Linked DNA regions of Homo sapiens: all the other regions are linked to region 1. A link is a contact called in ENCODE Hi-C or POLR2A ChIA-PET data. All regions are on one chromosome and are shown on one strand. Each heading gives the region's core, a stretch centred on a gene start or an enhancer-like site at or near the end of the contact. The rest is flanking DNA. Distances are from core to core; before and after follow the strand shown.

Region 1 (5,266 bases), core at 1,573-4,072:
GAGCGCGGTGGCTCCCGCCTGTAATCCCAGCACTTTGAGAGGCCGAGGCGAGCAGATCACAAGGTCAGAAGATCGAGACCATCCTGGCTAACACAGTGAAACCCCGTCTCTACTAAAAATACAAAAATTAGCCGGGCGTGGTGGTGGGCGCCTGTAGTCCCAGCTACTCGGGAGGCTGAGGCAGGAGAATGGCGTGAACCCTGGAGGCGGAGCTTGCAGTGAGCCGAGATCAGCCACTACACTCTAGCCTGGGCGAAAGTGCGAGACTCCGTCTCAAAGAAAAAAAAAAAAAAAAAAAAATTAGCCAGGTGTGGTGGCATGTGCCTGTAGTCCCAGCTACTCAGGAGGCTGAGGCATGAGAATCACTTGGACCCGGGAGGTGGAGGTTGCAGTGAGCCAAAATTGAGCCACTGCACTCCAGCCTGGGTGACAGAGCAAGACTCTCTCAAAAAAACAAAAAACAAAGCCACTTTCCAACCAAACTTGGAAAACCATCGAATTCAGCTTCCTGCCTGCAGTGAGTGGATAAATGAGCCGGGAGTTGAGATGTGAGCACCCTCCTATGGAGAGTTATCTCAGATTACTCTTGGCTTCCAGAAGTAACATTTAGCCATCAAGGCAAATACACATTTTAAAGTGTTAATTAGCTGGCTGGACTGATTGCACCACTGGAGAATTCCTAAAAGGTGGGGAAGGCTTGTTAGTTTGATTCCTGGGTTTTTGATGAGCTGCAGTGAGAAGCTGAGGACTTTTTTACTTCTTTATTTTACTTTTTTAAGAGATGGTGTCTCACTATGTTGGCCAGGTTGGTCTTGAACTCTTAGGCCTCAAGCAATCCTCCTGCCTCATCAGCCTCCCAGAGTTCTAGGATTACAGGCATGAGCCACTGGGCTTGGTCAGCCTTTTTGCTTCTAAATGATGGATAATAACGTTCATTTAACCTCCATTTTATTTTATTTTTATTTATTTATTTTTCTTGAGACAGAATCTTGCTCTGTTGCCCAGGCTGGAGTGTAGTGGCGTGATCTTAGCTCGCTGCAACCTCTGCCTCCCAGATTCAGGTGATTTGCCTGCCTCAGCCTCCCGAGTAGCTGGGACTACAGGCGTGCGCTACCACGCCCAGCTAGTTTTTCTAATTTTTTATTTTATGTATTTTTTTGAGATGCAGTTTTGCTCTTGTCATCTAGGCTGGAGTGTAGTGGCGAGATTGGCTTACTGCAACCTCCACTTCCCAGGTTCAAGTGATTCTCCAGCCTCAGCCTCCCTAGTAGCTGGGATTACAGGCACCCACCACCATGCCCAGCTAATATTTTTTTTTTGTAGTTTTAGTAGAGACGGGGTTTCACCATGTTGGCCAGGCTGGTCTCGAACTCCTGACCTTGTGATCCGCCTGCCTCGGCCTCCCAAAGTGCTAGGATTACAGGCGTGAGCCACCGCGCCCAGCTGCCTTTTTAATTTTTTTTTAGCAGAGACGGGATTTCACCATGTTGGCCAGGCTGGTCTTGAACTCCTGACCTTAAGTGATCTGCCCTCCTCAGCCTCCCAAAGTGCTGGGATTACAGGCATGAGCCACCATGCCCAGCCAACCCCCATGTCAAAGAACCTACTATGTGCCAGGTGCTTCTGCTAATGTCTAGACCTCAACAACTCTAATGTGTAAATGTCACATTTCGCCTCTGATTATGAAATCTGGGCATGTTTCACAGAGCCAAGTTGCCTTTGCTTATATGTCAATGCCACTTGGGTGATTTCCCATAGCAGGACAACCCAGTGTTGTCCATGGCTCACCAATTTCACTTTTTTCCAGTCCATTATGAAGGAAGTGATTAGTGCAAAGCACAACATGTGGCTTCCTTCATTCAGTAAGAGCACCAGAGCCTGTCTGTTCCAAGTCACTGTCGGTATTTGACCCTTCATCACCTTCCCACCTCCTGGAGGACGCTCCTCCACGAAGTGCTGACACAACCTCCTGTAAACGCAGGATGCCAGGACGGGCTGAATGGCCCGCCATAGACTAGGCAGTGACCAGCACACCTCCCTTGGGCTGAAATAGTGGCGGCTATTTCACCAGGTGTAAATGGCTTTTCTCCCGTGTGGATGGATGGGCTTTTTAGGGTAAAGCCCTAAAAAGTGGCACGGGCTGAACCAGCAAGCTCAGTCTGAGTAAGAGATGGGCCGGAGAGAGGTCTGGTTCATTCATCTGTAATTTGTAATTTATCATAATTTTGGGTGAGGATTTACTTTTCCACAAGTATACGTTCTTTTTTTTTTTTTTTTTTTTTTTTTGAGATGGAGTCTCGCTCTGTCACCCAGGTTGGAGGGCAGTGGCAGGATCTCGGCTCACTGCAACCTCCGCCTACTGGGTACAAGTGATTCTCCCACCTCAGCCTCCTGAGTAGCTGGGATTACAGGCGCCCGCCACCACGACCGGCTAATTTTTGTATTTTTAGTAGAGACGGGGGTTTCACCATGTTGGCCAGGCTGGTCTCGAACTCCTGACCTCGTGATCCGTCCACCTCTGCCTCCCAAACTGCTGGGATTACAGGCGTGAGCCACCGCACCTGGCCTAGTATACATTCTTGTAGTGACTAATATCTAGTCTGGGCCAACCACTCCGAGGAGAGAGACAATTTTGGATTAGCCCACATTACACCAACAACGTGCGAGACAAAGAGAGACTTGAGGGGCTTGGTCGAGGAGGCCCAGCGCGTTAGAGGCGGGAGCCAGGTTGTAGAGGGGCTCAAAGTTAGAGGAGGCGGCCAGCTCCACCGGCTGCACCCGGCTGGGCGACCCGGCAACCTTCAGGGGGCGCTGTTTCCCCCATCCCTGTCCCTAACTGGCCGGCTCCCGCGGGCGCGCGGCGGGGAAGGCCAGAGGACCTGGGCGCGGGCGATGTGCCTCCTGAGCGTCCAAACCGGGGGTGAGGCGCGGTCACGCCCAGCGGGAACCGCAGGCGCCGAAGCCCGGGTACTGGGCCCAGAATCCCGCGGAATTTTGGATCCGAGGGAGGCGCTGGGGCGCGGGACCTCGGGCGTGGGGTCCCGGGCGCTGGATCGGCGCGGACGGGAGGCGGCGCTGGTCCCGCGGGCCAGCGGGTCTCGGGAGGGGGCGCCCGATCCCGCGTCTCCGGCGCCGCTTCCCGGGAAGTTTCAAGTTTGAAAGTCCTGGCGGAGGGTCTGCGGCTTCCGGGACCGGAGTGGCTGAGAGAAGGGCCCCAAGCGGCCGGAGCGGCGCCATGGAGGAGGGGGCGCCGCGGCAGGTGAACGGCGTGGGAGGGGCGCGCGGGCCCGGGGGGTGCGAGAAAGCCTCTGTCATCGCCCCGGAGCCCCGAACCGCGGCCGCTTCCCCCGATCCTCCCCTCACCCGCGCCCCTTCCCTGCCCCTGCCCTGGCCCCGGCCCCGCGACGCCCTCGCAGAGCAGACCTGATCTCCGGGTTCGGTGGTTCCTGGACCTTGCACAGTCTCCAAATCAGTCCGCGGCTGACCCGGAGACTGAACCCCAACCAGCCCGTGAGCGAGGACGGCTGAGTCCGCAGTGTGCGCCACCAGGGTGGTCCCCAGAGTGTCCTTAAGTCGGTTCTCCTCGGTGGGGCTCCAAGGCCGACGGGAATTAGCCGGGATAGAAAGGCGGGGCACAGGGGCCTGGGGGGGTTAGAATGTGCGCGCAGCGGGGGGCGCAGTCTGTGCGCGCTTGGCAGTGGCAGGAGTCCTTCCCGGAGCACAGGAGGCACGAGGGGAGCGTAGATGAGAGGGGAGCGGCCTCCCCCGCCCCAGGGCGGGAACCTTTGGGTACATAGCGGGTTCTAGAATGCGGAGGGGGCTGGGTTTCCTGCCAGAGCTGGCAGTAGGTGCGCGTGGGCCCGGAGGACCGAGGCCATGTCTATCTGCTCCTGAGGAGGGAGAGGTGGTGTCCTGTTCCGGAGCGAGTGGTTGGGAGGGGGGCATTTGCGGACAGGAGTGGGTCCCCGCAAAGAGCGGAAAGGAGGTGGTGTGTGTGTCCATGTTGGAGTTCCAACCCAGGGCAGACGGGACCATGGGGGTGTTGCGGGGTGCGTGTAGACTCCTTGAGCGCCCAAGCCAGTCGTTTAGGCCGCCTTCAGGGCTGGGGCTCGGTCTGCCCCCTCCCACCCCCTTCCTCTGGAGGTCCCTCCGCCTGTTCCAGACGTAGCTTGTACACATTTTCCGATTTCCTGCGGGGCTCCGCCCTGCAGCGGCAGCTGGGTGACTCAGGACCCCGGTGGCCGGGCCCCCAGCTCCATGGGACCTTTGTTTGCTCCGGTCTTTGGCTCTGGCCCTGTGGCCTAGGGCGGTCAGAGGATTTCCTGAGCCTCGCCCTTGCCCTCTGACAGCTGGGCCAGCAGGCCCCGCTGAGGTCTGGGGTGGGGGGGTCCCTGAGTCTGGGGTTGCGGCCCCTTCCACTGGGCTCAGGAGAAGATGGAACACAGAGAGGTAAGATGGGGTTCCTGCAACAGCCCGTGTTGCGGGGCATCATGGGTTACCCGGCCTGAGGTCACCTTTGGCACCGGTTGGTTTGAAATGCTGGCGGCTGGAAAGGAGGTGTTCCTGTTCCTGGCTCCAACCTGGGTGAAGCCGTGAGAGAGCCTTCTACTTCCTCCCGGGAGCTGAGCAGGGAGTGGGCACCCGGAGACCTCCCCAGTTCCTCTCTGTGCCTCTGCTTTGCTACCTGTGGCATTGGGACATCAGGGGAACAAGCCCTGGCTCCCAGGCCCCTGGCTGCCTTCTCATGTGGCTTCGTGTGAACCCCTATTCGGCGTAGCTTTTGTGGCTCCTGGACTCTACTTTGGGTCCCAGATGTAGAGAGAGCAGCCTGATTACCCAGGGCTGCCAGGGACAGCTGGGGCCCGAGAGATGGTGGCCCCTCCTCTGTGTCTTGACTGTGGGCAAGTTACTTCACCTCTCTGGGCCTCAGTTTCCTCACTAGAAAATAGGGGTAATAGTACAGGCGTGGTGGCTCACACCTGTAATCCCAGCACTTTGGGAGGCCAAGGCAGGTGGATCACCTGAGGTCAGGATTCAAGACCAGCCTGACGAACATGGAGAAACCCCGTCCCTACTAAAAATACAAAATTAGCCGGGCTTAGTGGCGTGTGCCTGTAATCCCAGCTACTCAGGAGGCTGGGGCAGGAGAATCGCTTGAACCCGGGAGGCAGAGGTTGTGGTGAACCGAGATCGTGCCATGGCACTCCAGCCTGGGCAACAAGAGCAAAACTGTCTCAAAAAAAAAAAAAAGAAAAAGAAAAAGAAA
Region 2 (5,266 bases), core at 1,926-4,425, 500 kb after region 1:
CAAAAAAGACACTGAATAATTCATCCAGCAAACCTTTATTGAGTACTTACTATATGCCACACACTGGGGACACAGAGGCACTCAACACAGGCAGCCGGACTCCCTATGGAGCTGCCGTTCTGTGCACCAAGCAGATGAAGAAGCAGGTAGAGAAAGCAGCAGACAGCAGTAAGGAGTGGTGGGGAAAAGAAACCGACTCATGGGGTAGAGGGGCCTGGGGAGGCTCCTACAGATTGTGCGGCAGAGAGGGAAGGCGTTTTTCAGGACGTGGGGTTTAAACTGAGACCGCCAGAGTGGTAAGGAAGAGCCAGCAGCCTCTAGCCGGCCCAGCCAGTGCAAAGGTCCTGAGACAGGAATAAGTTCAGTGTGATCAGAGAACTAAGAGAGGCCAGCGCAGTGGCGGGCACGCAGTGAGCCCCAAGGAGAGTGAGAATGCAAGTTCTGCAGGGGTTCCTCGTGAAGGGCTGGCTGTGTAGCATAAGTATTACGTTCATTGTAAATAAAGAAACTACTAATACAGGGGCTTATACAGACAGAAGATTTTGCTTTAGCCAATGATAAGCCTTCGGTGGGTAGTCGGGTTGGTGTAGTAACTTACAGATGGCACGGCCACCCCTGCTCTATCTTCCCTTTCACTGTCTTCAGTGTGGAGGCTGTGTCCTCACAGTTGCTGCCTCATGGTCACAAGATGGCTGCGGCACCTCCGGGCCTCACATCCATGTTCCAGGCAAGAGGAAGGAGAAGGAGCAAAAGGCCGAAGAGCAAAGAGTGAGAGGGCCTTTTCCTTGCCAGCTCCATCTCTTTATTCAGAAAGGGAATTGCTCCTCAGGGACTTTTGTTCTAACTTACTGGCTAGATCTGGGTTACATGGCCACCTTGGACAGCAAGGAGGCTTGGAAAATCGAGGTTTTCTTTTGTTTGTTTGTTTTGTTTTTGAGATGGAGTTTTGCTTTTGTTGCCCAGGCTGGAATGCAATGGTGCAATCTCGGCTCACTGCAACTTCTGCCTCCCGGGTTCAAGTGATTCTCCTGCCTCAGCCTCCTGAGTAGCTGGGATTATGGGCCCCTGCCACCATGCCTGGCTAATTTTTTATATTTTTAGTAGAGATGGGGTTTCACCATATTGGCCAGGCTGGTCTTGATCTCCTGACCTCAGGTGATCCACCTGCCTCATCCTCCCAAAGTGCTGGGATTACAGGCGTGAGCCACAGCGCCTGGCCCCCAGAAAATCAAGTCTTAAAATTTTGCTGGTCTCTATAGTAGAAGGAGGAAAGGGAGAAGAGCTTGGGTTGACTTTTGGGGTGCAATCCTAAAGGCCTGCAAAGGCCCGAAGGAGGGAAGGCCTTGGTGAATTCTGGGGACAGAAAGCCCCAGGGGTCAGGGGCAGGGGTCAGGGTGAAGAGTGCAGACTTCATCTGGAGGACCGCAGGGAGCCATGGTGCGTTCAGATTTGCTGAAGCTGCTATTTAAACTGAGCACTGGAGACACGTCACCGAGGGAGGCCCATTCCCTGCTCACCTCAGAGACTTGACGGGGGCATCCTCAGGGCTCCGATGAAGCCCTGATTCCTTGGAGAAAGGCTTGCAGCCCCTCTCCTTCCTGGATTGCACACCTCCAGCCCTGGCAGCCTGTCCCCTGGTTGGCACCCAGCAGCAGGCCACAGATGGCTTCTGGCTGTCCCATGGCGTCGCATCAGGGCATGCAGCGGATAGTGACTCACACTGGCACCTCTTCTGCTTGGAAAATGCCCTACACATCCATCATCTTTGGTTTTTCTGCTAGAACGATGGCATGAGGTGGGTGTATTTTTCACTGATGGGGAACAGGCAGAGACGCAAGCTCCCTTGCTTGAATGAGGACTGTGCTCGCCCTGCAGACTCTGGAAGAAGGGCTCCATGCTCAGCCCGCACTGGGCATCTCTGCCTGCCTGCTCAGGGTAGAAGGGCCACTCTCTTAGGGATGATTCAAGGGTCTTGGAGGCCCTATGCGGTCAATCTTGTTTTCCTGCCACATCAAGGGAGTGTGCAATTTTCGAGGCCCCGAGCCCTGTGTTTTCACTGAGGGCAGACATAGGGCATTCGCTGTCTTTGCCCGTGGAGCTGTTCCTCACACTAACCATGCAGGGCTGGGTGGGAGACATGTATGGGGGGTGGGGTGGGGTGGGAGGGGGCCAAGAAGACATGTAAGACCCGGGGCCCTGTCCTTGGGAGTTTAACATCTGGGTGGGCCTCCTTGGACCAACTTCCTCTGATCTGCTTGTGACTTCGGGAAAGTCCCTTCCTGTCTCTGGGACAATTTTTTTTTTTCTTTTTTTTTTTTTGAGACAGAGTCTCGCTCTGTCGTCAAGGCTGGAGTGCAGTGGCATGATCTCGGCTCACTGCAACCTCCGCCCCCTTGGGGCAAGCGATTCTCCTGTCTTAGTCTCCCAAGTAGCTGTGACTACAGGTGCGCACCGCCATGCCTCCCTAATTTTTGTATTTTTAGCAGAGACAGGGTTTCACCATGTTGGCCAGGCTGGTCTCGAACTCCTGGCCTCAAGTGATCCACCCACCTCGACTTCCCAAACTGCTGGGATTATAGGCACGAGCCACCACGCCTGGCCTCTGGGCCAATTTCCTCATCGGTATAATGAAGGGGTTGGCAGGGCTAGTTCTGAATTTTCCCAACCCACCCATAAAATTCACCCTTCAAATTCTAAAGATTCCATTCCGTGGTCTAACTCTGTGTGTCTGTCCTTGGTTCCAAAAGTCCCCGTCCTTGTGGCCCCTGTTGTTTTGGACCCATCACAGGTAATTATGTATTTGTGTGATTAAACATCCCTGGCCTGTCTCCCTGCCTGGGCTGTGTGCTCAGCAAAGAACCATGCCTGTCTCTGTCTTTGTCCTTTAAGAGATCAGCACAGGGCCTAGCGCATAGTAGGTGCTCACTAAATACTGTAGCAGCTGGTATTGTTGGGAAATGATGCTGGGAGAGGCTGCTGCTGGAGAGAAGGGAGCCACCGACCGCCCTGCAGGCAGTCAGCGCCCTCAGTCCCTTCCTCCTCGCGGGCCGCAGAGGCTCCCCTTTCCCCGAGACGATAAGAATGCCCAGACGCCCCAAAACCCAGGCCGCGCCCCTCCGGGTAGAACTACAGTCCCCAGAAGGCCGCGAGGGGCGGAGCCACCAGCGCCCGCCCCGCCCGGGCCCGCCATGCCGCACAGCATCATGGGAGTTGTAGTTCAGGCCCTGTCCCCCGGGCAGCCGCTGGCGCGGACGTTCGCGGAGCAGCCCGGCGCCCGCGCGGCTCACGGGGCCCTAGGACCCCTCCCCTGGGGGACCTCCACCCTCCGCAGGCCTTTTGAATTAATCCTACTGCGCCGGGGACCCCAGGACAGTTCTGTCGCGTACTCCCGGGACCCTTTAAGGGGCGGGGCTGGGATCCTGCCCCACCCTTGACTCCCCCACCCTCCTCTCTCAAACATCACCCCGGGCGCTTTAAAACGCTTGATCTCGCTGGAACCTTTTCGGTCTCCGTTAGCCACACCTTGATTGTCGAGTGTGTGTCTGGCCCTTTGGGGACAGCGCTTAAAGTCGGGGTGGGCGGGGGAGGGGATCACCGACATTCAGTCTTGAGTGACACACCAGATGACCCCACCGGAGAGGAGGAGGGTGGCACAGGGGCCTGACGGACCTGGGGTATGGGCAAGGCTTCCAGGGGCCGGTGACATTCAGACTAGGCCTGGGTTGGCCAGGGCAGGAGCAGGGAAGGGTGTTCCAGTCAGAGGGAACAGCATGAAGGAGGGCTTCGAGGCTTTAGGGGAAGCAAAAGAAGGCCTGGGAGGCTGGCAGGCAGAGAACGGCTGGGGAGGGGCCGCTGGGAGGGGTGGAGAGGTGAGTAGGGCCCGTGGGAAGCACCTGGCGAAGAGTGTTTCTGATCCCCAAATCCAGTATGCGTGCCGGGTTCTCGGGCAGAGTGGCCAGGCGGAACGTGACCAGGGTTCAGTGGCAGAGCCTGGAACCAGCCTGGGGGTCCTGCTTCTCAGGCCCCGGCGTGTCCTTAGGGGAAGGGGAAGGAGACTTCCCAGGGCAGGGCTGCAGCAAGAGCTGGCACAATGCCATCCTCAGGGGGCACAATGCCCCCTCAAATCCCAGAAGCAAGGGGTTTGAGGAGGGAGTATGGGATATATGGGGAGGAGCAACATCCCTGCTGCTTGGAGGGGGAAACTGAGACCCTCACAGATTTTTGCTGAGTGAGCTTCTGTGAGGTCCAAGAAAAATCTTTTCCTCCCCGGCCTCTAGCTGTCAGGAGCCCGCCATGAAAAATAGGGGAGGGTCATTTTCACACCCTCCCCCATTCCAGATGTGGCAGGAGCAGGAAGGATTTGTGCCAGATGTTGGGGTCTGCGGGCCCAGCAAGTTGCCTGGGGCTCTGCTATTGAAAAGTGAACCTTAACTGGGTTGGCTGCGCTAGCGGTGATGGCCGTGAGATCCTGGGGGATGTGCTCCGTGGCCCTGGTCATGTCTGAAGGGAGAGGCAGGGAGCCCAGGCCTCACTGTCAGCAGCACCTGACTTTTGCTTCCACGGTCACCCTGGCAGATCCTTCTCAGCCTGCTTGACTCAGGGCATGACTTCCCTGCCTGGATCCCAGGCTTCCTACCCTGCCCCTCGGGCCCCTGGACTTCTCCAGAGTGTTCTGGACACGAGTGGTCCAGCAGAAATGAAGCTCCTTACCCCACTGAAAACGTCGGGTGTCTGTGCCCTGGGTGAGGATGGCACCCAGTGTGGCCTCATCCCCCAGATCAGAGGCCTGGCTCTGCTGGGGTTTGTCTTTGATTAATAAAAAATGGGGAAGCAAATCAATTAGCCCTTCACAAATGCAACTCAGATGGCAGGAAAAAAAATCTCTCATGATGCTTGGGGGCCTCTTCTTCACAAAAAGATGGGAACACACAGAAAGTGTTGGCCCGAGACCCCCGCCTCCCATCCTGATGGGAACTGCACACGTGCTTGAACAGGGAGAGGACACTGAATATGTACAGATTAAAAACTTAGGGTATGTGGGGCCATGGGGGTGCGGGGAGGGGTGAGGGGGGCGTTTGTTCTTCAGGAGCCCCTTCTCCACTGGCAGCCCTGGCTCCTGAGGACCAGGCACAGTCTTCACCTCTCTTCACCTCTTTGATTGAATTTCAGGGTCGATATTCTGGAAGCCAAGTGGTTTCTCCAGATGTCTGCTGGCTGTGTTGGAATCTCTGGAACGCTGGCTAAATGCAGATTCCTGGGCCCTCTT
Region 3 (5,266 bases), core at 985-3,484, 450 kb before region 1:
CACCAGCTCCAGCCAGGTTTTCAAGCAAGGGACCTGGAGATGTTCTTTTCTAATTTCTGGATTGGGGCCAGGCGCAGTGGCTCACACCTGTAAACCCAACACTTTGGGAGGCCGAGGTGGGCGGATCACAAGGTCAGGAGTTCGAGACCAGCCTGGCCAACACGGTGAAACCCCACCTCTACTAAAAATACAAAAATTAGCCAGGCATGGTGGTGCGCGCCTGTAATCCCAGCTACTCAGGAGGCTGAGGCAGGAGAATCGCTTGAACCCAGGAGGAGGTTGCAATGAGCCAATACAGCACCACTGCACTCCAGCCTGGGTGACAAAGCAAGACTTTCTCAAAATAATAATAATAATAATTTCTGGATTGGGAAATTGAGGCAAATTCTAGGCACTAGAGTCAGAACCAAGACAAGGCTGAATCAGGGGAGTCTAGGGTCCTGAGAGGCACAGGGATGCGGAGCCAGGTATGTATTCAGGCCAGTCGCTTCTCTCTGTGCCTCAATATTCTGGGTACCCTTGGAGGGGCTGAGATCCTGGGGATGCCTGGAGCCTGGCTGCATGGCCTGGCCACCTGATGCCCTTGTGTTCTCCATGGCAGGCCAGCGAGACCGAGGAGAATGGCTCCGACAGCTTCATGCATTCCATGGACCCACAGCTGGAACGGCAAGTGGAGACCATCCGGAATCTTGTGGACTCATACATGGCCATTGTCAACAAGACCGTGAGGGACCTCATGCCCAAGACCATCATGCACCTCATGATTAACAATGTGCGTGCTCCACTGCATGGGGGCAGGGAAATCCTGTGGCACTGGGGATGCAGGTGGCCATGTTGGCCTGGGGGAGATGCCAACCAGCCCTATGGGACCAGGTCCAGGGAGGGAGGCACGGTCCAGACCAGAGCTGTCCAATAGAAATATCATGAGGGGCTGGGCGCGGTGGCTCACACCTGTAATCCCAGCACTTTGGGAGGCCAAGGCAGGTGGATCACGTGAGGTCAGGAGTTTAAGACCAGCCTGGCCAACATGGTGAAACCCCATCTCTACTAAAAATAGAACAATTAGCCAGGTGTGGTAGCGTGAGCCTGTAATTGCAGCTACTCGGGAGGCTGAGGCAGGAGAATCACTTGAACCCAGGAGGCGGAGGTTGCAGTGAACCGAGATCCTGCCACTGCACTCCAGCCTGGCCGACAGAGCGAGACTCCATCTCAAAAAAAAAAAAAAAGAAGAAGAAATATAATGAGGGGCTGTGCACGGTGGCTCATGCCTGTAATCCCAGCACTTTGGGAGGACAAGGCAGGAGGATCACTTGAGCCCAGGAGTTCAAGACCAGCTTGGGCAACACAGTGAGACTTTGTCTCTACACAAAAATTTTAAAGAATAGCGGGGGTTGGCCGGGCGCGGTAGTTCATGCCTGTAATCCCAGCACTTTGGGAGGCCGAGGTGCGCAGATCACCTGAAGTTGGGATTTTGAGACCAGCCTGACCAACATGGAGAAACCCCATCTCTATTAAAAATACAAAATTAGCCGGGCGTGGTGGCACATGCCTGTAATCCCAGCTACTCAGGAGGCTGAGGCAGGAGAATTGCTTGAACCCGGGAGGCGGAGGTTGCGGTGAGCTGAGATTGTGCCATTACACTCCAGCGTGGGTAACAAGAGTGAAACTCCGTCTCAAAAAAAAAAAAAAGAATAGCTGGGGTTGGTGGTAGCACGTGCCTGTAGTCCTAGCTACTGGAGAGGCTGACATTGGAAGATAACTTTGAGCCCAGGAGGTTGAGGCTACAGTGAGTGGTAATCTCCCCACTGTACTCCAGCCTGGTGAAAGAGCGAGACCCTATCTCCAGGAAGAAGAAAAAAAAAAACAACTGAGTAGACAAGAGTTCTGGTGGCATGATAGGTCCTAAGTCCCCTCCCGGTTCTGTGACCTTGGTCAGATGACTTTTCCTGTGGACCTCAGTGTCCTCATCTGAGTGAGAAAAGCGCGGTGGGGAGGTGAATCTTCCAGTCTACGCAGTGTAGGAGCCGCGTCTGAAAAGCCACACCAGCTCACAGTCCCAGCAGGGCCCGGTGGGGCGGCCAGGGCGGCACAGGCATCAGGTCCCCACCTCCTTCCCTCTTTGCCTACTCGCAGACCAAGGAGTTCATCTTCTCGGAGCTGCTGGCCAACCTGTACTCGTGTGGGGACCAGAACACGCTGATGGAGGAGTCGGCGGAGCAGGCACAGCGGCGCGACGAGATGCTGCGCATGTACCACGCACTGAAGGAGGCGCTCAGCATCATCGGCGACATCAACACGACCACCGTCAGCACGCCCATGCCCCCGCCCGTGGACGACTCCTGGCTGCAGGTGCAGAGCGTACCGGCCGGACGCAGGTACCAGGGCCGGCCCCCACGGCCCCAAAGCCCCCCAGCCCGGGGCCCGCGGGAGGAATGCCGGGACCGGGCAGTGGCGCGCCCGCGTCACCGGGGTGGCTCCCACCTGGAGCGAGGGGCGGAGCTTAGAGAGGGCGGGGCTTGTCGCGGGGCGGGGCTTGCCGTGGAGAGCTGGCTGCAAGGCTGGGTGGAGCTGGGGCGTTGGCGCCGCTGGGGGCGGGGCTTAAGCTCCGGCGACCGCCTTAGGGGTGCGGCAGGGAGGGGCTTGCGTGCATGGGCGTGGCCAGCACTGGGCTGGGGCGGGGCCTCTGGGTGGGCGGAGCTGCTCATCTCGCCTCTCCTTGTTCCTCGCTCCCTGTCGCCCTCAGGTCGCCCACGTCCAGCCCCACGCCGCAGCGCCGAGCCCCCGCCGTGCCCCCAGCCCGGCCCGGGTCGCGGGGCCCTGCTCCTGGGCCTCCGCCTGCTGGGTCCGCCCTGGGGGGGGCGCCCCCCGTGCCCTCCAGGCCGGGGGCTTCCCCTGACCCTTTCGGCCCTCCCCCTCAGGTGCCCTCGCGCCCCAACCGCGCCCCGCCCGGGGTCCCCAGGTGAGTAGGGGCTGAATGCGGCTGGAGAGGCTGCCGGACGGGCGTGGCCGGGAGGGAAATGGGGCTGGATTCCAGAGCATCGGACCTGGCCGCCAGAACCGGCCGTTTCTATCCCAGGCAATCGGACTCTGGGTGCCGGAGCCACGCCACGTGTGGCCGAGGGCTGGCGGAGCCTGCCCCCGAGGGAGCGCTGAGTCCCGGAGGTGGTCGTTTCTGGGGAGGGGGCTGTGGGGCTCGTCCCACCTGCCCCCTTCTTTCCAGCACTTGCATGGCGCTTCCCTCTATTTTCACTCTTGGCGGCCGCCCACACGTTGCATTCCTCCTCCTTTCTTCTTCTTGCTGTCCTCCATCCTCCATTCCGTCCAATTCCTCTCCCAGCCCCTGGGGAGCCTACCTTAGGTCTGACTCTGAACCCCGATCTGCTCTGAGTGTGTGGATTTCCTTCAGCTACCCTGATGTCCCCACTTCCCAGCCCTGACTCCTTTGAGCCATCCCAGGGGGTGTCCAGCCACTGGCCCACAGGAGCAGAGGCCAGGCTGTGACTGTGTGACTAGAAAGGTGTGTGATGTGTGTGTGGGCGTGCACACGAGTGTGAGAGTGTAAGCATGGCACCCAGGCCCGGGCTAGGACAGGAGCAGCTGGGGAAGCAGCCTGGGCCGTGGGCAAACTGATGGCTTTTTTCCTCCCCCCAACCACCCCCTCCGCGACTTCTGGCCCTACCCAGTCTAAACCAATGTGGTAGGGGTGGCGGCAGGGGCAGGGATGGGAGTGCTTGAAGCCTGCTTCATTCCCAAAGATTTCTAGGGAAAAGCTTTCTACTACATCCTTTGGCTTGACCTTCTTGACCCATGACTCTCTTTCAAGGAAGTTCACTCCAATTCCCAGTCTGCCCTGTTTCCACTGGCCACATTCTCTAAGGAAGAACACAGCAGAACAATAGCATCTGTTTTGTTTCTGCATGGCTGGAGGGTAGGGCTGTCGGTCTAGCACCCATAAACCAAAATGAGGCAGGGATTGGGGCTTGCCCTATGATGCTCTGATGACCAAAGCAGATGCGTAGAGGCAAGCAGCATGGTATTGGGCAAGAGGACTGGACTGGGAGTCCAGAGATGCTGCTTCACCCTGGGCCTTTAGACACGTCTCTTTCCCTCCCAGAGCCTCAGCATCCCTTCTATCAAATGATGACATTCTGCCTTTTTCCCAGGGCGGTTGTGGGGATCGAGGGAGACAGTGGCTATAGGGATGCTGTGTTAACTGCAGATGCAGCCGTAGGAGCACTTTGCTAACTGCCAACGTGAGTTCAGATTCTTCAGGGTATTTGGCACCCAGGTCTATGGTGCGGTGTGAGATCTGTGATGTAAGGTTTGATGCCTGCCCCAACTCCAGTCTTGCTAACACACATGAAACATTTGGCAAATCATGACCCTACCTTGGGGAAAAGAGCAGTCTGGGAGAGCTTCTTCAAGGCAACCTGACTTCAGTGCAGTCTGAGGCATGGCTGAGATAGGCTTACGTGGCAAGGAATCAGGAGGGTATCTGGGCCAAGAGCTGCAGTGTGGGCAGAGGTGTAGTGTGGGCTGCAACGAGGACAGCCACTGGACAAAGCAGAGAACAGAGACAGAATGAGGAAGAGCTCTGTGGGCAGGGTGGGGCGCAAGGTGGAGAACCTTCAAAGTCTGAAAAGTTTGACTTGTTGGGGCTCAATGCTGTGGGCAGTAGGGAACCACAGAAGGCTCTTAGGTGGAGAAATGACAGCTGGACTTTAGCGAGCAAGCCCTATCTCCATGAGCAGCACGGGTGATCCTCTAAGCACACCAGGCACGAGTGTGCAGGGAGCTGGTGCAAATGCCTCTGTGTGCGGGTGAGCTTCTGTGTTGTGACTCTGCCCACACGTGTGCTTCAGTGTGCTGAGTGGCTGCATGCCCCAGATCCATGCTGCACGCGCCGCCGGCCAGTGAGGGTGCTGGGCACTGGGAGGTGGCGGGGAAGGAGGCGTATGCGTGTTGTTTGTGGGCATGTGTGTTAGCGTGTGCATGTGGGCCATGGGGCCTCACAGCATGTGTGTGCACGCCCGGGCGTGTGCGTGTGTGTGTCCCCCACCCCCAGGCCGGCCCCACCCGTGCGTGTGAACTGCCATGTTGATTTCGTGCTGTCTTTCAGAATCACTATCAGTGACCCCTGAGGAGCGTCAGCCATGGTAGGTACATGCCTCACCGCCTGCTGCATGAACGGTGTGTCTGCCCCGCTGCACTAGCTCCACACGGGGCGCGCACCTGGGACCTCAGAGCCAGGCTCCCCGCCCCTCCC
Region 4 (5,266 bases), core at 945-3,444, 380 kb before region 1:
CTGAACTCCTGGGCTCAAGTGATTCTCCCACCTCAACCTCCCGAGTAGCTGGAACTACAGGCATATGCCACCCCACCTGGCTAATTTTTTTTTTTTTTTGAGACAGTTTCACTCTTATTGTCCAGGCTAGAGTGCAATGGCACAACCTAAGCTCACCGCAACCTCCGACTCCCGGGTTCAAGCAATTCTCCTGCCTCAGCCTCCTGAGAACCTGGGATTATAGGCATGTGCCACCACACCTGTCTAATTTTGTATTTTTAGTAGAGACGGGGTTTCTCCATGTTGGCCAGGCTGGTCTCGAACTCCCGACCTCAGGTGATCTGCTCGCCTCAGCCTCCCAAAGTGCTGGGATTACAGGTGTGAGCCACTGCACCCGGCCTTTTGTATTCTCTTGTAGAAGTAGGGTTTCCCCATGTTGCCCAGGCTGATGTTAAACTCCTAGGCTCAAGTAATCCACCGCCTCAGCTTCCCAAAGTGCTGGGATTACAAGCATGAGCCACCAGGCCTGGCCTTCCCATATATTTTAAATCATCTCTAGATTACCTTTTTTTTTTTGAGACGGAGTCTCGCTCTGTTGCCAGGCTGGCGTGCAGTGGCACAATTTCGGCTCACTGCAACCTCCGCCTCCCGGGTTCAAGTGATTCTCCTGCCTCAGCCTCCTGAGCAACTGGGACTACAGGCGCCTGCCACCACTCCCGGCTAATTTTTGTATTTTTAGTAGAGACGGGGTTTCACCATGTTGGCCAGGATGGTCTCGATCTCTTGACCTCATGATCCACCCTCCTCGGCCTCTCAAAATGCTGGGATTACAGGCGTGAGCCACCACGCCTAGCTAGATTACTTATAATGCCTAATATAATGCCTATGCATCACCTTGAGTGGATTCAACACAGTACTAGGTGCACAGCAAATTCAAGTTTTGCTTTTTGGAACTTTGTGTTTTTCTTCCCAAATACTGCCAATCTGAAGCTGGATCATGGGATGTGGAACTCATGGACTCAGAGGCAACTGTACTTAGTGACACGTGAAAATTACCTGAAGTTCAAATATGAATATTCATAAAGTTCTATTGGAATACAGCTAGGCTCATTCCTTTAGATACTGTCTATAGCTGTTTGGCACTACATTGGCAGAGTTGAGCAGTTCCAACGGAAATCACATGGCCTGAAAACTAAAACATTCAGTATCTGGCCCTTTCCAAGGAAATCTGCCAATTCCTGGTCTAATACCTCACTCCTCTGTGGACCTTCAAGGGCCTGGCACAGGAATCTGAGCACTGGGACACTGACTCGGCTCAGGGATTTCCTGGGAAGTGACACACAGGATCCTGCTTAAATCTGCCTTACCCAGTGGATGGTTGATGAAAGAGGGTACGCTGGTGGCTGTGAGGGTCAGCTCCTTCTCTTCGCTGCCTTCCATGGGGCCCAGCAAGAAGCGAACACGCTGTTTAGGAGCGGGAGGCTTCCTGGCATTGAGACCTGAACACACAGAGATAATATATACACACATACATACAAATATATGTACATATAAAATATTTTTTAAGAGACAGGGCCTCGTTCTGTAGCCCAGGCTGAAGTGCAATGGCGCCATCATAGCTCACTGTAACGTCAAACTCTTGGGCTCAAGCGATCCTCCTGCCTCAGCCTCCAGAGTAGCTGGGATTACAGGCGTGCACCACGATGCTGACCAGGAATATCTTGTTCTGTCCAAACACTTGGGGGATTAGACAACAGGGAAGTATGATGTAGAAGACAAAGCAGAAGCCCATGGTGCAGAGGGCAGTATAGCAGTAGTTAAGAAACAGGCGGATTCAAACAGACTCTACAACGTAGTAACCGTGTGACAAGGAACAATACTGAGTCAGTTTCCCCCTCGGAAAACAGAGGAAAGTGAGGAGTAAGAAAGCACAGAGAACAGGCGTTTGGGAAAGCGCTCTGCCCAGGTGAATAGGTCACGTGATTTTGTTTTGGGGTAAGGACCAGAAGCGGAGATGGACTTCCAAGAGAACGAGAGCGGGAACGTGGGTCTGGTTCGAGGCACTCACCCTTCAGAAGTTGTAGCTCCACTGTATCCCGCAGGTGCTTCCATTTTAGCCCCGGGGGCTTATAGACCGCGAAAAGCCCATGCAGCCGCGACAAGCCAGCAGACCCCATACTTGAAGATCACAGCACCCGCTGGACCTGGACGGAAGTACCGCCAGGCCCCGCCCCCAAATGTGGTCCTTTCCACGGGCGCCGCCATGTTCCACAGCCGGAAGAGGTTCGCATTTTATAGTCTTCGGGGAAAACCGGCTGTGGAGAAGGAAATAGGGCCCGGCGCTGAGTGAGCGTGGTTGCGTGTCCTTTGCAGACACTTTCTGGGGCGAGGTGACATGGCGAGAGTCTTGGATCGGTGGACGTAGACGGTAGACAGTTCGCGTGCGTTTCCTTCGCCTACTTGGCCTACATGCCTTCTGCCCGTGAAGCGATGTTTCCCCTCGAAAGGCCGTAGGCTACGCCGTCAGAATCGGTTTTTCAGTGAGTTTTGACCCCTCCGACGCTCCGTCGCCTGACAGAATCGCGGCGTTCTTCGTACCCGCCCATCCTCCGCGGACGCCCGCTGCCATGGCGACTCTGCTGCGCCCTGTCCTCCGTCGGCTCTGCGGGCTCCCGGGCCTACAGCGGCCTGCGGCAGGCAAGTGGCGCCGGGTTCTGGGCGCAGGCGGGAAGGAGCCTGAGGGCGCCCGGCTCCTCTGACCTCGGCCTTTTTCTTGCCCCGCAGAAATGCCCCTCCGGGCTAGGAGCGACGGCGCCGGCCCGCTATACTCGCACCACCTCCCCACCTCCCCGCTGCAGAAAGGGCTGTTGGCCGCCGGCTCCGCGGCGATGGCGCTCTATAACCCCTACCGCCACGGTAAGGCCGCCCGCGCCTCGCCCCCGTGGGGGCGGCTTGGAGCCGTTTCCTGTGGGTAACTGGAACATAGCCTAGGTCGGGGTACCCAAACCTGGTTGCAGCTCGTAACCACTCGGAACGTTTATGAAAATGCAGATTCCTGGATCCCACCTAAACGCACTGAATCTGAATCTGAATCTGCAGTGGAGGGAGAAATGGGCGTGAAACCGAAAGTCTGTCTTTAAACTACTTGGGAGAATCTGTCATGCAGCCATATTGAGAACATCTAGACTAAATAGATGATTCATAAGTACCGATCAGTTTATAATATCCTACTAGAAAGTCAACTCCGAGGTCGAGGACCATGTCTGCCTCGTTCCACTGCATCTGCAGCCTTCTGGATAGTGCCTGGCACATAGTAAATGCTCAATAAATGTTTGCTGGATGTGTGACTAGAACATTCTAGGGTTCTACAGTGTTTTTCTTATGCCTCCTAGATTTTTGAGTTCTGGGAAGTACTGTTATTCCTACTAACAAAAACAGGCTAGGCGCTATTATAGTGGCTCACGCCTATAATCCCTATCGGGGGGCCGAAGCGGGCAGATGGCTTGAGCTGAGGAGTTTGAAACCAGCCTGGGCAACACGGTGAATCCCCATCTCTACAAAAAAAAATACAAGAATTAATTGGGGCTGGTTGCATGCGGCTGTATTCCCAGGCTGAGGTGGAAGGACCATTTGAGCCGGGGAGTTCGAGACTGCAGTAAGTTGTGATTGCGCCATTGCACTCCAGCCTGGGCGACAGAGCGAGACCCTGTCTTAAACAAAAAATACACTATATCTCCATGTCCCCAGTGGTTTTTTGTTTGTTTTGTTTTGAGACACAGTATTGCTCTGTGGCCCACGCTGGAGTGCAGTGGCGCAATCTCAGCTCTATGCAACTTCCACCTCCCAGGTTCAAGCGATTCTCGTGCCTCAGCCTCCTGAGTAGCTGGGATTACAGGCCTGTGCGGCCTGGCTAATTGTTGTATTTTTAGTAGAGACGGGATTTTGCTATGTTGCCCAGGCTGGTCTCAAACTCCTGACTTCAGGTGATCCTCCCACCTCGGCCTCCCAAAGTGTTGGGATTACAGGCATGAGCCACCACGCCCGGCCAAGACCAGCGAATTTTTTAATTTTTTTGTAGAGACGGCGTCTTGCCACGTTGCCCAGGCTGCTCTGGAACTCTTGGCCTCAAGTGATCCTCCTGCCTCAGCCCCCCAGTGTTGAGATTACAGGTGTCAGCCGCTACACTTGGCCACTAAGTGTTATATATATATGATTTTCATGGTTTCTCACATTAACCAGCTAAGAAAGGTGTTGTCTGCACTTCACAAATTAAGACACTGAGGCTGAAAAATGTGAAGCAGGCCAGGCATGGTGGCTCACACCTGTAATCCCAGCAATTTGGGAATCCAAGGTGGGAGGATCACTTGGGGCCAAAGTTCAAGACCAGCCTGGGCAACATAGCAAGACCTCATCTCTACAGAAAATTTAAAAAACTAGCTGCATGCCTGTAGTCCTAGCAGTGAGCTATGATCACACCACTTCACTCCAGCCTGGGCAACAGAGCAAGACCCTGTCTCAAAAAAACAAAACAAAACAGAAATGTGAAGCAATTTGTACTAGGTCACCTAGATAGTGAACACACCTGGACTGTAGCCCAGCATCTCTGATGCCTAAGCCTCTACCAATCAATGGAGACATGATATTGTATTGTGAAAAGTGATTTATAAAATCTTTACAACGTTGTGCTAACTAGAGCTGTCCCGCCCCAGTAGATTAAGAATAAGAACTATAGATATGTATACTGATCCCTTGTTGTGTGCTGGGTAATTTGCTAAGTGTTTAGCCTGAATCCTTATAACAAAGAGCTAGACATCATCCCTAATTTATCCTGTAGGAAACAAAGGCTCAGACCAGGTCAGCTAACTTACCTAAGATGACATCCCCCATTTGTGCCCGTTTCTGTCCTTTCAGACATGGTCGCAGTTCTAGGGGAGACCACAGGACACCGCACCCTGAAGGTCCTCAGGGACCAGATGAGGAGGGATCCAGAGGGTGCCCAGATCCTGCAGTAGGTCCCAGCTCTGCCTGGGGGTCTGGGGGCATTCTCTAGGTATTCTGACCTCTCTAGAATCACATTGTGTTTGTTCTGTTCCGCTAGGGAGCTTTTGATACCCTGGCTACATATGGTTGCACAGGCTGGGCACTGCCCAATTCCAGGGGTGTCATTCACATACATGTGTATACACTGATGACTTCCGAGTTGTGCAGTGTGATAGCCTTGGCCCAGTTTCAACCACAGGGCTCTGTGCCTTCATTAAGTTCCCATAACATGTGCTGGCTTTACCCC

What was found. Hi-C counts contacts between places; a loop is a spot of excess contacts on that map. ChIA-PET counts read pairs that join two places held with the same protein, here RNA polymerase II (POLR2A). Pooled maps may share reads with other maps.
Region 2: a pooled map shows a loop between it and region 1 (5-fold over the local background). The contact joins the enhancer-like site here to the promoter of PKN3 in region 1. A Hi-C loop is called at or near these places in 1 of 50 pooled maps. POLR2A ChIA-PET finds 5 or more read pairs at or near these places in 2 of 52 experiments (activated T-cell and naive thymus-derived CD4-positive, alpha-beta T cell).
Region 3: a loop to region 1 is called in a pooled map, with 2.8 times the contacts of the local background. The contact joins the enhancer-like site here to the promoter of PKN3 in region 1. A Hi-C loop is called at or near these places in 1 of 168 maps with a recorded cell type or tissue (K562) and 1 of 50 pooled maps. POLR2A ChIA-PET finds 5 or more read pairs at or near these places in 3 of 52 experiments (K562, OCI-LY7 and RWPE1).
Region 4: a pooled map shows a loop between it and region 1 (7-fold over the local background). The contact joins the promoter of TRUB2 here to the promoter of PKN3 in region 1. A Hi-C loop is called at or near these places in 6 of 50 pooled maps. POLR2A ChIA-PET finds 5 or more read pairs at or near these places in 2 of 52 experiments (K562 and OCI-LY7).

Annotation. Positions count from the first base shown.
Region 1 is chr9:128,699,681-128,704,946 of GRCh38, forward strand. PKN3 (protein kinase N3) reads left to right here and starts at 2,823. Exons shown (of 22, transcript NM_013355.5): 1 at 2,823-3,259. The coding sequence starts at 3,236. RefSeq lists a silencer at 2,716-3,285 and an enhancer at 3,100-3,639.
Region 2 is chr9:129,199,761-129,205,026 of GRCh38, forward strand. The region is part of intron 1 of LOC105376289 (a long non-coding RNA gene); the gene reads left to right. Among named protein-coding and RNA genes, the nearest start is that of IER5L, 24 kb to the left of the region's middle. RefSeq lists an enhancer at 3,030-3,324 and a silencer at 3,078-3,487. Within about 2 kb of position 3,176, at least 29 of the 41 ENCODE cell types and tissues checked have a DNase peak (open chromatin) inside an H3K27ac peak, as active enhancers do.
Region 3 is chr9:128,247,982-128,253,247 of GRCh38, forward strand. DNM1 (dynamin 1) reads left to right here. Exons shown (of 22, transcript NM_004408.4): 19 at 602-772; 20 at 2,134-2,375; 21 at 2,744-2,959. Among named protein-coding and RNA genes, the nearest start is that of MIR3154, 5.6 kb to the left of the region's middle. RefSeq lists an enhancer at 2,006-2,145 and silencers at 2,316-2,815, 2,826-2,915. Within about 2 kb of position 2,235, at least 9 of the 41 ENCODE cell types and tissues checked have a DNase peak (open chromatin) inside an H3K27ac peak, as active enhancers do.
Region 4 is chr9:128,320,253-128,325,518 of GRCh38, forward strand. It overlaps TRUB2 (TruB pseudouridine synthase family member 2), which reads right to left and starts at 2,195. Exons shown (of 8, transcript NM_015679.3): 1 at 2,048-2,195; 2 at 1,347-1,478. The coding sequence starts at 2,156. It overlaps COQ4 (coenzyme Q4), which reads left to right and starts at 2,587. Exons shown (of 7, transcript NM_016035.5): 1 at 2,587-2,676; 2 at 2,764-2,895; 3 at 4,891-4,987. The coding sequence starts at 2,607. RefSeq lists an enhancer at 1,895-2,434 and a silencer at 2,815-2,874.